2 separate regions of the Homo sapiens genome follow, and region 1 is linked to region 2. The links are chromatin contacts, found by Hi-C or POLR2A ChIA-PET in ENCODE. All regions are on one chromosome and are shown on one strand. The core of a region is the stretch at or near the end of the contact, and the rest is flanking DNA. Distances in the headings are between cores, read along the strand shown.

Evidence for each region. A loop is a pair of places that touch in the nucleus more often than their neighbours do. ChIA-PET counts read pairs that join two places held with the same protein, here RNA polymerase II (POLR2A). Pooled maps may share reads with other maps.
Region 1: a pooled map shows a loop between it and region 2 (6-fold over the local background). The contact joins the enhancer-like site here to the promoter of LYPD3 in region 2. A Hi-C loop is called at or near these places in 6 of 50 pooled maps. POLR2A ChIA-PET finds 5 or more read pairs at or near these places in 3 of 52 experiments (H1, WTC11 and activated naive CD4-positive, alpha-beta T cell).

Annotation. Positions count from the first base shown.
Region 1 is chr19:43,697,591-43,704,162 of GRCh38, reverse strand. It overlaps the pseudogene LOC105372412. Among named protein-coding and RNA genes, the nearest start is that of IRGC, 15 kb to the left of the region's middle. RefSeq lists enhancers at 2,601-2,660, 2,751-2,800, 2,811-2,860, 3,219-3,719. Within about 2 kb of position 3,487, at least 35 of the 41 ENCODE cell types and tissues checked have a DNase peak (open chromatin) inside an H3K27ac peak, as active enhancers do.
Region 2 is chr19:43,460,868-43,466,972 of GRCh38, reverse strand. LYPD3 (LY6/PLAUR domain containing 3) reads left to right here and starts at 1,365. Exons shown (of 5, transcript NM_014400.3): 1 at 1,365-1,480; 2 at 2,517-2,648; 3 at 3,204-3,374; 4 at 3,686-3,847; 5 at 5,126-6,105. The coding sequence starts at 1,402. The coding sequence ends at 5,622. RefSeq lists enhancers at 2,613-3,144, 3,697-3,746, 3,777-3,836 and a silencer at 3,387-3,546.

The DNA of each region.
Region 1 (6,572 bases), core at 2,238-4,737, 240 kb before region 2:
AACTGAACTAGTGACTGGGCTCAGTGGCTCACAAAATGGTGGTAATCCCAGCATTTTGGGAGGCCGAGGCAGGCAGATTGCCGGAGCTCAGGAGTTGGAGACCAGCCTGGGCAACATGGCAAAACTCCATCTCTACTAAATATACAAAAATTAGCTGGGCATGGTGGCACGCCTGTAATCCCAGCTATTGGGGAGGCTGAGGGAGGAGAATCACTTGAACCTGGGAGGCAGAGGCTGCAGTGAGCTGAGTTTGCGCCACTTCACTCCAGCCTGAGTGACAGAGTGAGACTCTGTTTCCAAAGGTAAAAAACAAAAACAAAAACAAAAAAACAACTAGTAACTGGCAAAGTGTTGGCTTTCGAACCCAGACAGACTGGAACCTGAGTACATCCTCTGAACCACTATGCTGAGCTCTGTGGCTATGTCTCTTGTACGCATATTCAACTAGTCACTTTTTTTTTTTTTTGAGTCAGGGTCTCACTCTGTCGCCCAGGCTGGAGTGCAGTGGCGCGATCGCAGCTCACGGCAGCCTCAACCTCCCAGGCTCAAGTGATCCTCCCACCTCAGCCTCCTGAGTAGCTGGGAACACTGGTGTGTGCCCCCACACCCAGGCTAATTTTTGATTTTTTTGTAGAGACAGGTGAACTAGTCACTTTTGATATGAGCTTTCTATGAAGGATTTAGAAGAATGTCACAGATCCATGGGTGAAGGGAGATCTCCCCTGAAGGATTAGGATATTCTAGGCCTTCTGCAAACAGGCAGGGATGGGTGTGGGTTATGCTAAGCTCTCAGTATGCTTTATTTTATTCCATCCTCCCTCCCAGAAAGGATGTGTCCGTCCTACAAGAGTCGAAAGCATGGGCTCTGATGCACAGGGAAGTATTTATGGGTGAAATATGATATCTGGGATTTGCTTTAAATGTCTCAGCACAAAAAGGAAAGAAGGGAAGAGGGAGGGAATATAGGAAGGCAAGAAGGGAGAAAGGAAGAAAGAAGTATGAAGGAGAGGAGGGAGAAAGAGAGAGAGGAGGAAAGAAGGGAGAAAGGAAGGAGGGAGAGAGAAAGAGCAAAGGAGGGAGGGTAAAAGCAAAGGAAAGGCCAGGAGCAGTGGCTCACGTTGTAATCCCAGCACTTTGGGAGGCCAAGGCGGGCGGGTCACTTGAGGTCAGGAATTCGAGACAGGCCTAGCCAACAAGGTGAAACCCCGTCTCTACTAAAAATACAAAAATCAGCTGGGCACGGTAATGCGTGCCTGTAATCCCAGCTACTCTGGAGGCTGAGGCAGGAGAATCGCTGGAACCTGGGTGGCGGAGGTTGCAGGGAGCCGAGATCACGCCACCGCACTCCAGCATGGGCAACAGAGCAAGAGACTCCATCTCAAAAAAAAAAAAGCAAAAGAGAGAGGTGAGGAGGGAGGAAGAGGGGAAGGTGTAGGAAAGGAGGAGGCAGGGAAGGGGGAAGGAAGAGAGAGATAATTTGGCAAAATGTGCATAATTTTGGACACTGAGAGATTGATACTGAAGGGTCATTTAATGACTGCTTCCAGCTGCAAACATCTCCTGGGCGCCTGCTATGGGCTCTGGGCTCAGTCACATTTTGGTCCCATCATAGATTGGGGTATCAGTCTGTCATAGATATTATACTATTTTCTCTACTTTTGTGTATATTTGGACATTTTCTTAATGTTTAAGGGGGGGAAATTTTATCTTCTAGAGTCAGACAGATGTGTGTTCAGTCCCAATGTTCTTCATACTAGCAGTCTCTTAGCCTCCTTCAGCCTCAGTTTCTTCCTCTATACAATGTGGATAAATAATAGCACAGTCCTCATGATTAACAACCTGAAGACATGACTATTTCAATTGGTTGAAAGCTTAGGGTGGGCCAAGCCTTGTGCTTAATGTACCTTACAATAACACCTTACAATATGGGAACACAAGGCTCAGAGATGTTATGAAACTTGTCCAAGACTACACTGCAGATAAATTGTGAATCCACACCACAAACCCAGGTCTGTTTGAGTCTAAAGATCTTTTATTTTTTTTCAATTTTTTTATTTTAATTTTTTTTTTTTTCCTGAGACGGAGTCTCACTTTGTCGCCCAGGCTGGAGTGCAGTGGCGCGATCTTGGCTCACTGCAAGCTCCACCTCCCAGGTTCACGCCATTCTCCTGCCTCAGCCTCCCGAGTAGCTGGGACTACAGGTGCCCACCACCACGCCTGGCTAATATTTTTTTTTTTTTGTATTTTTAGTAGAGACGGGGTTTCACCATGTTAGCCAGGATGGTCTTGATCTCCTGACCAGCTGGGACTACAGCTATACCTGTAGTCCACCACCATGCTAGGCTAACTTTTCAATGTTTTGTAGAGATGGGATCTTGCTATATTGCCCAGGCTGGTCTTGAACTCCTGGCCTCAAGCAATCCTCCTACCTCAGCCTCCCAAAATCACACTGTGATTACAGGCATGAACCACTGCGTCTGACCCACATTAACTGTTTCTTACTGCATCTGCCTTGGAGCCTTTGCCTTTCCAGTTCCCTCTGCCTGGAATGTCCTCCTCCCCCACCTCAGACAACTGCATGGCCTTCTCCCTTGCCCCACGTAGGTCTTTACTTCCTCAATTAGGTCTTTACTTACGTCACCTTACTGAGGCTCTTACTCACCATGTATAAGATCATATCTCTTTGGCAGCGTTCCCCATTCTCCTTCCCCGCACTGTTTCCTTCCTAGTACTCACTGATATGTGATGTACGATATGTGATATTTATTTATTATGTGTCTCCTCCACTAAAATACCACTTCCATAAGAGCACAGAATTTTGTCTGTATCGCCAGTGTCTCATTTACAAAAGAATACATAGCTTGTGACTGATAAAGATTTGTTAGATGAATGTTAAATGAATTGTTTCTATTCTTTCGGTTGGGCTTTCTGTTACTTTCAGTTTTTGTTTTTGAGACGGAGTCTCGCTTTGTTGCCCAGGCTGGAGTGCAGTGACGCAATCTCAGCTCACTGCAACCTCCGCCTCCCAGGTTCAAGTGATTCTCCTGCCTCAGCTTCCTGAGTGACTGGGAACACAGGCACTCGCCACCATGCCCGGCTAAGTTTTTGTATTTTTAGTAGAGACGGGTTTCGTCCTATTGGCCAGGCTGGTCTCAAACTCCTGACCTCAAGTAATCTGCCGGCCTCGGCCTCCCAAAGTGCTGGGATTACAGGCGGGAGCCACTGCGCCTGGCGGGGGCGGTCTCTTTCAAGCCCCCTAGAGCCACGCCGCCTAATCTGTCTGGTGCATGGCCTGGAGTGATTTCTTAGGTAGCCCTCCCTCCCACTGTCATAGCCCCCAGGCACTGGGATTACAGGCGTGAACCACTGCGCTCAGCCACTTTCAGCAGAAAGCAAATGGTTCCTGGCATTCTGCCTGTGGTGAGCAACCCAGTTTCACTTCTCCGCTCAATCCTCTGAGTTCAGTTCCAGATGCAGCATTTGGTCTTATGCCCACCCTGGCCAGACACTGTTGTCGGTTTGTCCCCTCCAGGTTCACCAGTTGAAGTAACTTAACCTCCCCTGGCCTCAGAGGAGAGAGGACCACATCAGGGCCCTCTTTGAGGCTAAAACTTCAGAAAAAGGAAACTCAAACCACTTGGCATTGTGAGATGTGATTCATTCAGATCTGGTTACAGCTGGGAGATTGGGCCCACACAGAAGAGGGGCTCCTCACCCCACCCATGCCCCCTGCCCCGTCTTGGCCCATGGTGGGGGTGGAGGAGGCTGCTCTGAAAACCTTGGAAGAGGGTGTATCGGATCCTCAAGCCCCGCCTTGGCTGCCCAGGATTTTGCTAGACCCCAAACAGGGAGAACAAAAGAGAAGTTGCTTGTCAATGTGTGGGAGAAGAGACACATCCCTGGTGTCTGGGAGCAGCCGGATATTGGGTATCCCCTCGTTTGAAGAAGGAGGCTTAGTAACTTGAGGAAGAAGAACAGCCCTCTTCTGAGGGAGGAGGTTTGGCCTTGGGGAAGGTGCTAATCTGAGGGGGGAGGTATAGCGCCCCGCCCCAACTTAGTTGAGCAGACGCCTGATCTCAGCAGCAGGTGAGTGGCCTTAGTCTGAGCGGGGAAGACACACCCTAGGCTGATGGAGGCATGGCCTTTGGGACCCTGGTGTGAGGAAAGAGGACTTAGCCTTGAGTAAGCCCTGAGTCTGGAGCAGAAGGTCTGGCTTTGGGAAACGCTAGTCTGAGGGAGGAAGCTCATCCCTGCTTCCTGAGTTTCTCACCAGAGGCTTCCAGGTCTCCGCATTGCCCCAGCAGAGGGGAGCCAGGGCACCATCTAGCGACGTGCCGAACAAGCAGGTGGAGGGGGCCTCCCGGGCGGCGGGGTGGTCCAGGCGGGATTCCTTAGCACAGCGTCGCGGTTGCCAGGACTACCACCAGAACCGGGAGGGAGAGGCGGAGGCCGGGCGCGGCGCCCGAGCGGCAGTGGGACTCTAGGACGGCGCGGCGGTGGGGGCTGCAGTGGCTCGACAGCCAGTGTCTTGGGAGCACAGAGAGCCCGTGGGTCCAGTCCAGGGCGCTGCACAGGTCTCGGGAGCCGCAGCCGCGTACGTTCACGTTCCGGCCGCCTGCCGAGACGGAGACAGGGTGCAAGGAGGGGACGTGGGGGCGCGCGCAGGCAGAAGGCCACCCCCGCGCGCACCCAAGCGCACACGCGCGCGCCTTGCACACGCACAGGGCCCGCGAGCCCCTCGAGTCCATGTCCTTCGTGAAAGCTCATCAGGAATGTTCTTTTCTTTGAGCTGGGAGCTGGTCACGGCTGTCTCTCTCTCGTTGTCACTCTTTCTACCTTACACGTATGTTACAGGTGTGTTTTCACTCGTGTGCAATGTTTGTTTCCTTTTTTAAAAACTTTTTTTAAAAAAATGAGACAGAGTCTCGCTCTGTCACCCAGGCTGGAGTGCAGTGGCACAATCACAGCTCACTGCAGCCTCGACCTCCTGGGCTCTGGTGATCCTCCCACCCCAGCCTCCTGAGTAGCTGCGACTGCAGGCCGTAGCACCAGGCCCAGCTAATTATTTTGAAAATTTTTTGTAGAGATAGGGTCTGCCTCTGTTGCCCAGGCTGGTCTCAAACTTCCAGGCTCAAGCGATCCTGGCCTCCTAGAGAGCTGGGATTACAGGTGTGAGCTACCACACCTGGCCCAGAAAATTTTAAATTACACACGTGTCTTACATTACATTTCTTTCAGAAAGCACTGATATAGTTTAGTGGATTATCTTATTCAATTCTCACAACAGTCTTAGGACTTAGCGACTGTTGTTATTCCCGTTTTGTTGTTGTTTTTTCTTTTTTTTTTTTTGAGACGAGGTTATGAAACTTGTCCAAGACTACACTGCAGATAAATTGTGAATCCACACCACAAACCCAGGTCTGTTTGAGTCCAAAGATCTTTTATTTTTTTCAGTTTTTTAATTTTATTTATTTTTTTTTTCTGAGACGGGATCTCGCTTTGTCGCCCAGGCTGGAGTGCAGTGGCGCCATCTCGGCTCACTGCAAGCTCCGCCTCCCGGGTTCACGCCATTCTCCTTCCTCAGCCTCCTGAGTAGCTGGGGCTACAGGCACCTGCCACCACGCCCGGCCAATTTTTTGTATTTTTAGTAGAGATGGGGTTTCACCATGTTAGCCAGGATGGTCTCGATCTCCTGACCTCGTGATCCGCCCGCCTTGGCCTCCCAAAGTGCTGGGATTACAGGTGTGAGCCACCACGTCCGGCCCTCCCCTGTTTTTTAAAGAACTTGTTGCATACCAAGTTATCCCCTTTTACAGATGGAGAAATTGAGGCACAGAGAGGCAAAGTCACCTGGTCAAGGTCACCCAGCTCAGGTGGTGGATTCAGCATTTGAACCCAGGCAGCCTGGCCCTAGAGTCCTGTTCTTATGCCCTTTACTCTGTCACCTCCCTCATGAGTTCACTTTGTCCTCACAACGCCCTTCAAGGTGTGTGTCTACCATCCCCAATTACCAGAAGAGAAAACAGAGGCTCAAAGAGATAAAGTCACTTGCCTTGAGCTACACAGAGTAAAGGGTGGAGGGGAGACTCCAAACTCAAGCACACCAGTATCCAAATCTAACGTGCTAAGGCTCACTCGTGCACACACACATGTGCACACACACACACATGCTGTCCCCATTACCTTCTTCACACACACACACACACACACACATGTGCTGTCCCCATTACCTTCTTCAGACGTTAGGTCCAGCTGGACACACTCAGATTCCCCACTGGGACACTGCATGTAGAAGGAGGAATTGCAGGGCTCCAAGTAGCTCCCAGGACATGTAGGACACAATATCTCACTCAGGGTGTGTGAGGCCAGATGAGCTGCTGTGTAGAAGAGGATGAAGGTCAGTCAGAAGGAATCTCAGGACCTCCCGGGGCCCCGAGTGCACTCCTAGGCTCTACCACATTGTCACGAACTTAATATTGTCATGACCTTGGTGGGATTTCCTCCCAAGCTGGGATCAGGGTGCCTGAGGGCAGCCTGGTTGGGGTTGAGTGATGTTCCTTCCTGCATTCCTT
Region 2 (6,105 bases), core at 116-2,615:
ATCTTTTCTATTGCTGTGTAGTATTCCATTGGCCGAACCAACCACTCTCTTTTGCCATTCACTTCTTTTTCTTTTTCCTTTTTTAAAATCATATATCCTACTCTCAGATCCATTTACTTTTTTTTAATTTTTAAATTTTTAAATTTTTTTTTTTGAGACAGGGTCTCACTCTGTTGCCCAGGCTGGAGTGCAGTGGCGTGATCTCAGCTCACTGCAACCTCCACCTCCTGGGCTCAAGTGATTCTCCTGCCCTACCCTTCCGAGTAGCTGGGACAGCAGGTGCACGCCACTGCACCTGGCTAATTTTTTTAAATTTATTATTTTTTTTTAATAGAGATGAGGTTTCGCCATGTTGCCCAGGCTGGTCTCAAACTCCTGATCTCAAGTGATCCACCCAGCTCGGCCTCCCAAATTGCTGGGATTACAGGCATGAGCCACCGCGCCCGGCCTCCATTTACTTCTTGATGGCTAGCTGCACTATTTCTCAGGTTGATCATATTAGGAAGCAAATCTATTATGTCCTCCAGCTCATTTAGACCCTCTTAAAGGTTCTCTACTATTCTCAAAATTAATCCAAATCTCTTGTCGGGGCCTCTGATGCCCTGAGTGTCTCGGCCTCTGCCTGACTCTTTCATCTCAGTTCCTGCCCTTCTCTCATGGACTTCTGAGCTCAGGAGCACTGCTCTCCTTTCCATGTTTGAATGGTCCATCCTACCTCCTACCTCCAGGTGCTCCCACGTGCTGTTCCCTCTGCTTGTAAAGGGCTGTGTCCCTCTCTTGACCTGCTCTAGCTGGCTACATCCTGCATGCCCTTGAGGTTGCATCTCAGATAACCTCAAGGAAGCCCTCACCGACCAGCCCCCACTTCTAGACTGCACATCTCCTTGTATCACTACACTTTTTCCTTCAGTGTCTTAGTCTCTTTGGTAAACACCAATTTGTACGATTATTTGATTAGCATCTGTCTCCCCCATCAGACTGTGAGCTCTGCCAGGACAGGCACTGGTTCTGTCTTCATCTCCAGCATTACCTAGACCAAAGCCGGGCACACTGTAGATGCTCATTTAACAGTTACCGAACACTGAATGTCGAGTAGCCCCAGCCTGTCTTTAAGCCCCACTACTCTCCCACTCCAAACACACACAGACTTTCTCCCGCGAGCTGTCAGGGAACCTCAGCTCCCACCCTTTCCCTCCTTGGCAACTTCACAGGGCAGGGACCGCTCTCCCTTGGATGACGCGCCTAGGGGCGGGGCCCCGCCCCACAGCCGACGCTGAGTTGGCCCGGTTGGGCAAGGCTGGGGTTGCCTGGGGCGAGGTTACTCATCCTGGGCTCAGGTAAGAGGGCCCGAGCTCGGAGGCGGCACATCCAGGGGGGACGCCAAGGGAGCAGGACGGAGCCATGGACCCCGCCAGGAAAGCAGGTGCCCAGGCCATGATCTGGACTGCAGGCTGGCTGCTGCTGCTGCTGCTTCGCGGAGGTGGGTCTGCTGCCCGGAGAGGTGGAGGGGGTAGAGTGGGGGCTCTTAGGGAGGAGGCTCCTCTGGCCCCGTACAGAGAAGGCTGTGGGAAGGATCCCCACATAAGCAGAGGGCACTGTGGGCAAAGTTCCCCCATCCTAAGCAAGGGAGGCAGAGGGAAGGGTCCTCCACCATGGGCCGTAGGAAGGGTTCCCCACCACGGACAAGGGGAGCTGTGGGCAAAATTTTCCTATCCTGAAGCTGCAGAAAGAAGTCCCCTGTTCCTAGGCCGGGCGCGGTGGTTCATGCCTGTAATCTCAGCACTTTGGGAGGCCGAGGCAGGCGGATCATGAGGTCAAACGATCGAGACCAGCCTGGCCAACATGGTGAAACCCTGTCTCTACTAAAAATACAAAAATTAGCTGGGCGCGGTAGCGCGAGCCTGTAGTCCCAGCTACTCGGGAGGCTGAGGCAGGAGAATCGTTTGAATCCAGGAGGGGAGGTTGCAGTGAGCCGAGATTGCGCCACTGCACTCCAGCCTGGCGACAGAGCGAGACTCCGTCTCAAAAAAAAAAAAAAGAAAAAAAGAAAAAAAGAAAAAAGTGTTCCCTGTCCTGGGCAGAGAAGCTGTGGGTAGTGTTCTCTCATTTGAGCAGAAGGGGGCTGTGGGAAGGGATCCCTCACTGAGCACAGTCTACTGTGGGAAAAGTTCTCCCACACACTGTGGGAAAAGTTCTCTCATTCTGAGCAGAAAACCGTGAGGAGGTATCCTTCCTACCCCGGGATGAGGGGCTTCATGGCGGGGATCGCCTACAGTGGGCATACAGGGCTGTCGGAAGGATGTGCCCACAGTTGGCATAGTGGGTGTGAAGGAAAAGGGTCCAGTGATTCCCGTGCTTCCAGATTTGTGGAAAGCTTTTCCCTACTCCTGCCCTGGAAAAGTGTGTGCAATAAGACTGTCTAATCCCGGGACAGAGGGCATGGGAAGGACTATTTCTCCTTGGGGGTGGACGCTTTAGCAAGGAGGGCTCAGGTCTATTCGGCTCCGCTCCCCCAGGAGCGCAGGCCCTGGAGTGCTACAGCTGCGTGCAGAAAGCAGATGACGGATGCTCCCCGAACAAGATGAAGACAGTGAAGTGCGCGCCGGGCGTGGACGTCTGCACCGAGGCCGTGGGGGCGGTGGAGACCAGTGAGTGGGGACCCCCGGGCCACGCACACCACTGCAGGCTCCTCCGGCCCAGCCCCGCCTCCTTATAGTCCTTTCTGGATCTGGCCACGCCCCTTTAACGCGGCCCCACCCCTCCCTTTCAGCCTGGCCGGGACCCTACGACACAGCCTTGCAGGCCAGGCCTTCTCTATTAACAATTACAAGCGCGAGGAGCAGAGAGTTGAGAACTGGGTGGGGCGGACGGGGAGAGCTCGGGTTTGGAACGAGGTCACGTCCTATGCACTTTTTCTGCTCCACCAATGAGACCTCCCCATCCCTGCCTGTCAACCAGGCTGTCTCCTCCGACTCAGCTCTTTGAGGTTCCGCCCCCGTTCCGTGACCCCGCTCCTCCCTGCTTCGGTCGTTCTTTCCGCTCTGAGCGGCTCTTTGGGGGCGTCCATCCGCCAATTCCTGCCTGTCGGTCCTGTGGTGTTGGCCTATTTGAGGCCCCGCCCCTCCCAGACCCTACCCAACTCTGGGCCACGCCCCATCTGAGACCACGCCCACAGCTAATCCCGCCCTTGTCCCTCTCCCTAGTCCACGGACAATTCTCGCTGGCAGTGCGGGGTTGCGGTTCGGGACTCCCCGGCAAGAATGACCGCGGCCTGGATCTTCACGGGCTTCTGGCGTTCATCCAGCTGCAGCAATGCGCTCAGGATCGCTGCAACGCCAAGCTCAACCTCACCTCGCGGGCGCTCGACCCGGCAGGTCCGTGGGGGCCGGGCCGTAGCTGCGGGGGCGGAGCCACATTCGGGCCTGCCAAGATAGAGGTGGAGCCGTGGCAGAGGCGGGAGTACTCGACCTGGGCTGGGGGTGGGGTCACACTCTGGGGCGGGGCCAAGAGGCAGCAGGAGGGACTTTCTGGCTGTAGGCGCCGCGAGGTTGCGCGCTGGGGCGGGGCTACTAGTAGGCGGGGTCATCGATAGTGCCGGGGCCAGGCCTTAGGGGCGGGGCTAGAGGACGAGCTGCGGTTCCCGAACCCTTTCGACACCTTTTCTTCCTCTCGGCTCCCCTCGCAGGTAATGAGAGTGCATACCCGCCCAACGGCGTGGAGTGCTACAGCTGTGTGGGCCTGAGCCGGGAGGCGTGCCAGGGTACATCGCCGCCGGTCGTGAGCTGCTACAACGCCAGCGATCATGTCTACAAGGGCTGCTTCGACGGCAACGTCACCTTGACGGCAGGTGAGGGAGCCCCGGAGCACGGGACCTACGGGAGTTGTGGTAGCCCTTCTGAAGCACCCTGGGCGGTAGGGAGCCCTTTACCCAAAGCGTTTCCTTAACCTGCGACGCATTCTGGGAATCGTGGGGCCTAGGTGCTTGTATCGTAGGGCATCATGGAAAATGCAGTCCCTTCCCCCAACATATTAATAGTGTGGGGATAGTGATGCTTTGTCCCAGAGTGTTTTGGAGGGAAATGCATTTCCATAGAGGGCTGCCAGGTACTTAAGAGGTATTTAAGCCTCTAAGCTTCTGCCCAGGCACTGCGGGGAATCTCTAGTTCTTAGCCCTTAAAACTCAAGGGGTCCCCCGCCTGTCCCAGACTATTGAGAAATGTAACCATGGAAAATGAAGTTCTTCAAATCCCATCCCCTGCCAGTTATGCTATGGAAGATGTAGTTCTTTTTTATTTTATTATTACTATTTTTTTTTAAAGACAGCATCTTGCTCTATCGCCTAGCCTGGAGTGTAGTGGCGCAATCATAGCTCACTGCAGCCTCTACCTCTTGGGCTCAAGCAGTCCTCCCGCCTCAGCCTCCCAAGTAGCTGGGACTACAGGGTGCACCGCCACGACTGGTTCCTTTTATTTTTGGTAACAGTGGGGTCTTGCCATGTTACCCAGGCTGGTATTGAACTCTTGGGCTAAGAGATCCCCCTGCCTAGGTCTCCCAGAGTGCTGGGATTACAGCCGTGAACCACTGAGCCTGGTGTGGAGATGTAACTCTGACTCTAAGAGTAAATTCTGATGGGGAGGTAAAAGCCAGGGTGAAGGCTAAGGGGATAATGGTGAGAGGGTTGTAGAGGAAGTTTGTTCTGCACTGTGGTCTTGTGAGAGGTCTTGTATCTCAGTCTAAGCCTTTGTTTTAAACCCTACTTTTGGTTCAGCCTACACACATTTCCATTCAAAGCACAATGGAAAATGTTAATCCACCATGTGCCAAAGACAGTGAGTCTGTCTGTTTCTCATAGTAGGACCTGAGTTGAGATTTTGGGATTAATGGATGCAGAGACTTTCTGTCTCATTTTGGGGGTTCTCTGTTCTTTTTTTTTTTTGCAAGACAGAGTCTCACTCTGTTGCCCAGTGATCCACCTGCCTCGGCTTCCCAAAGTGCTGGGATTACAGGCGTGAGCCACCACGCCCGGTCAGGTTCTCTGTTCTTGTCTGATGCCTCTAAGTTTTGTTCTGGCCATGTCAACCTCTCTCCCTCCAGCCACTGACCTATCTGTGTCTCCTTCCTGCAGCTAATGTGACTGTGTCCTTGCCTGTCCGGGGCTGTGTCCAGGATGAATTCTGCACTCGGGATGGAGTAACAGGCCCAGGGTTCACGCTCAGTGGCTCCTGTTGCCAGGGGTCCCGCTGTAACTCTGACCTCCGCAACAAGACCTACTTCTCCCCTCGAATCCCACCCCTTGTCCGGCTGCCCCCTCCAGAGCCCACGACTGTGGCCTCAACCACATCTGTCACCACTTCTACCTCGGCCCCAGTGAGACCCACATCCACCACCAAACCCATGCCAGCGCCAACCAGTCAGACTCCGAGACAGGGAGTAGAACACGAGGCCTCCCGGGATGAGGAGCCCAGGTTGACTGGAGGCGCCGCTGGCCACCAGGACCGCAGCAATTCAGGGCAGTATCCTGCAAAAGGGGGGCCCCAGCAGCCCCATAATAAAGGCTGTGTGGCTCCCACAGCTGGATTGGCAGCCCTTCTGTTGGCCGTGGCTGCTGGTGTCCTACTGTGAGCTTCTCCACCTGGAAATTTCCCTCTCACCTACTTCTCTGGCCCTGGGTACCCCTCTTCTCATCACTTCCTGTTCCCACCACTGGACTGGGCTGGCCCAGCCCCTGTTTTTCCAACATTCCCCAGTATCCCCAGCTTCTGCTGCGCTGGTTTGCGGCTTTGGGAAATAAAATACCGTTGTATATATTCTGCCAGGGGTGTTCTAGCTTTTTGAGGACAGCTCCTGTATCCTTCTCATCCTTGTCTCTCCGCTTGTCCTCTTGTGATGTTAGGACAGAGTGAGAGAAGTCAGCTGTCACGGGGAAGGTGAGAGAGAGGATGCTAAGCTTCCTACTCACTTTCTCCTAGCCAGCCTGGACTTTGGAGCGTGGGGTGGGTGGGACAATGGCTCCCCACTCTAAGCACTGCCTCCCCTACTCCCCGCATCTTTGGGGAATCGGTTCCCCATATGTCTTCCTTACTAGACTGTGAGCTCCTCGAGGGC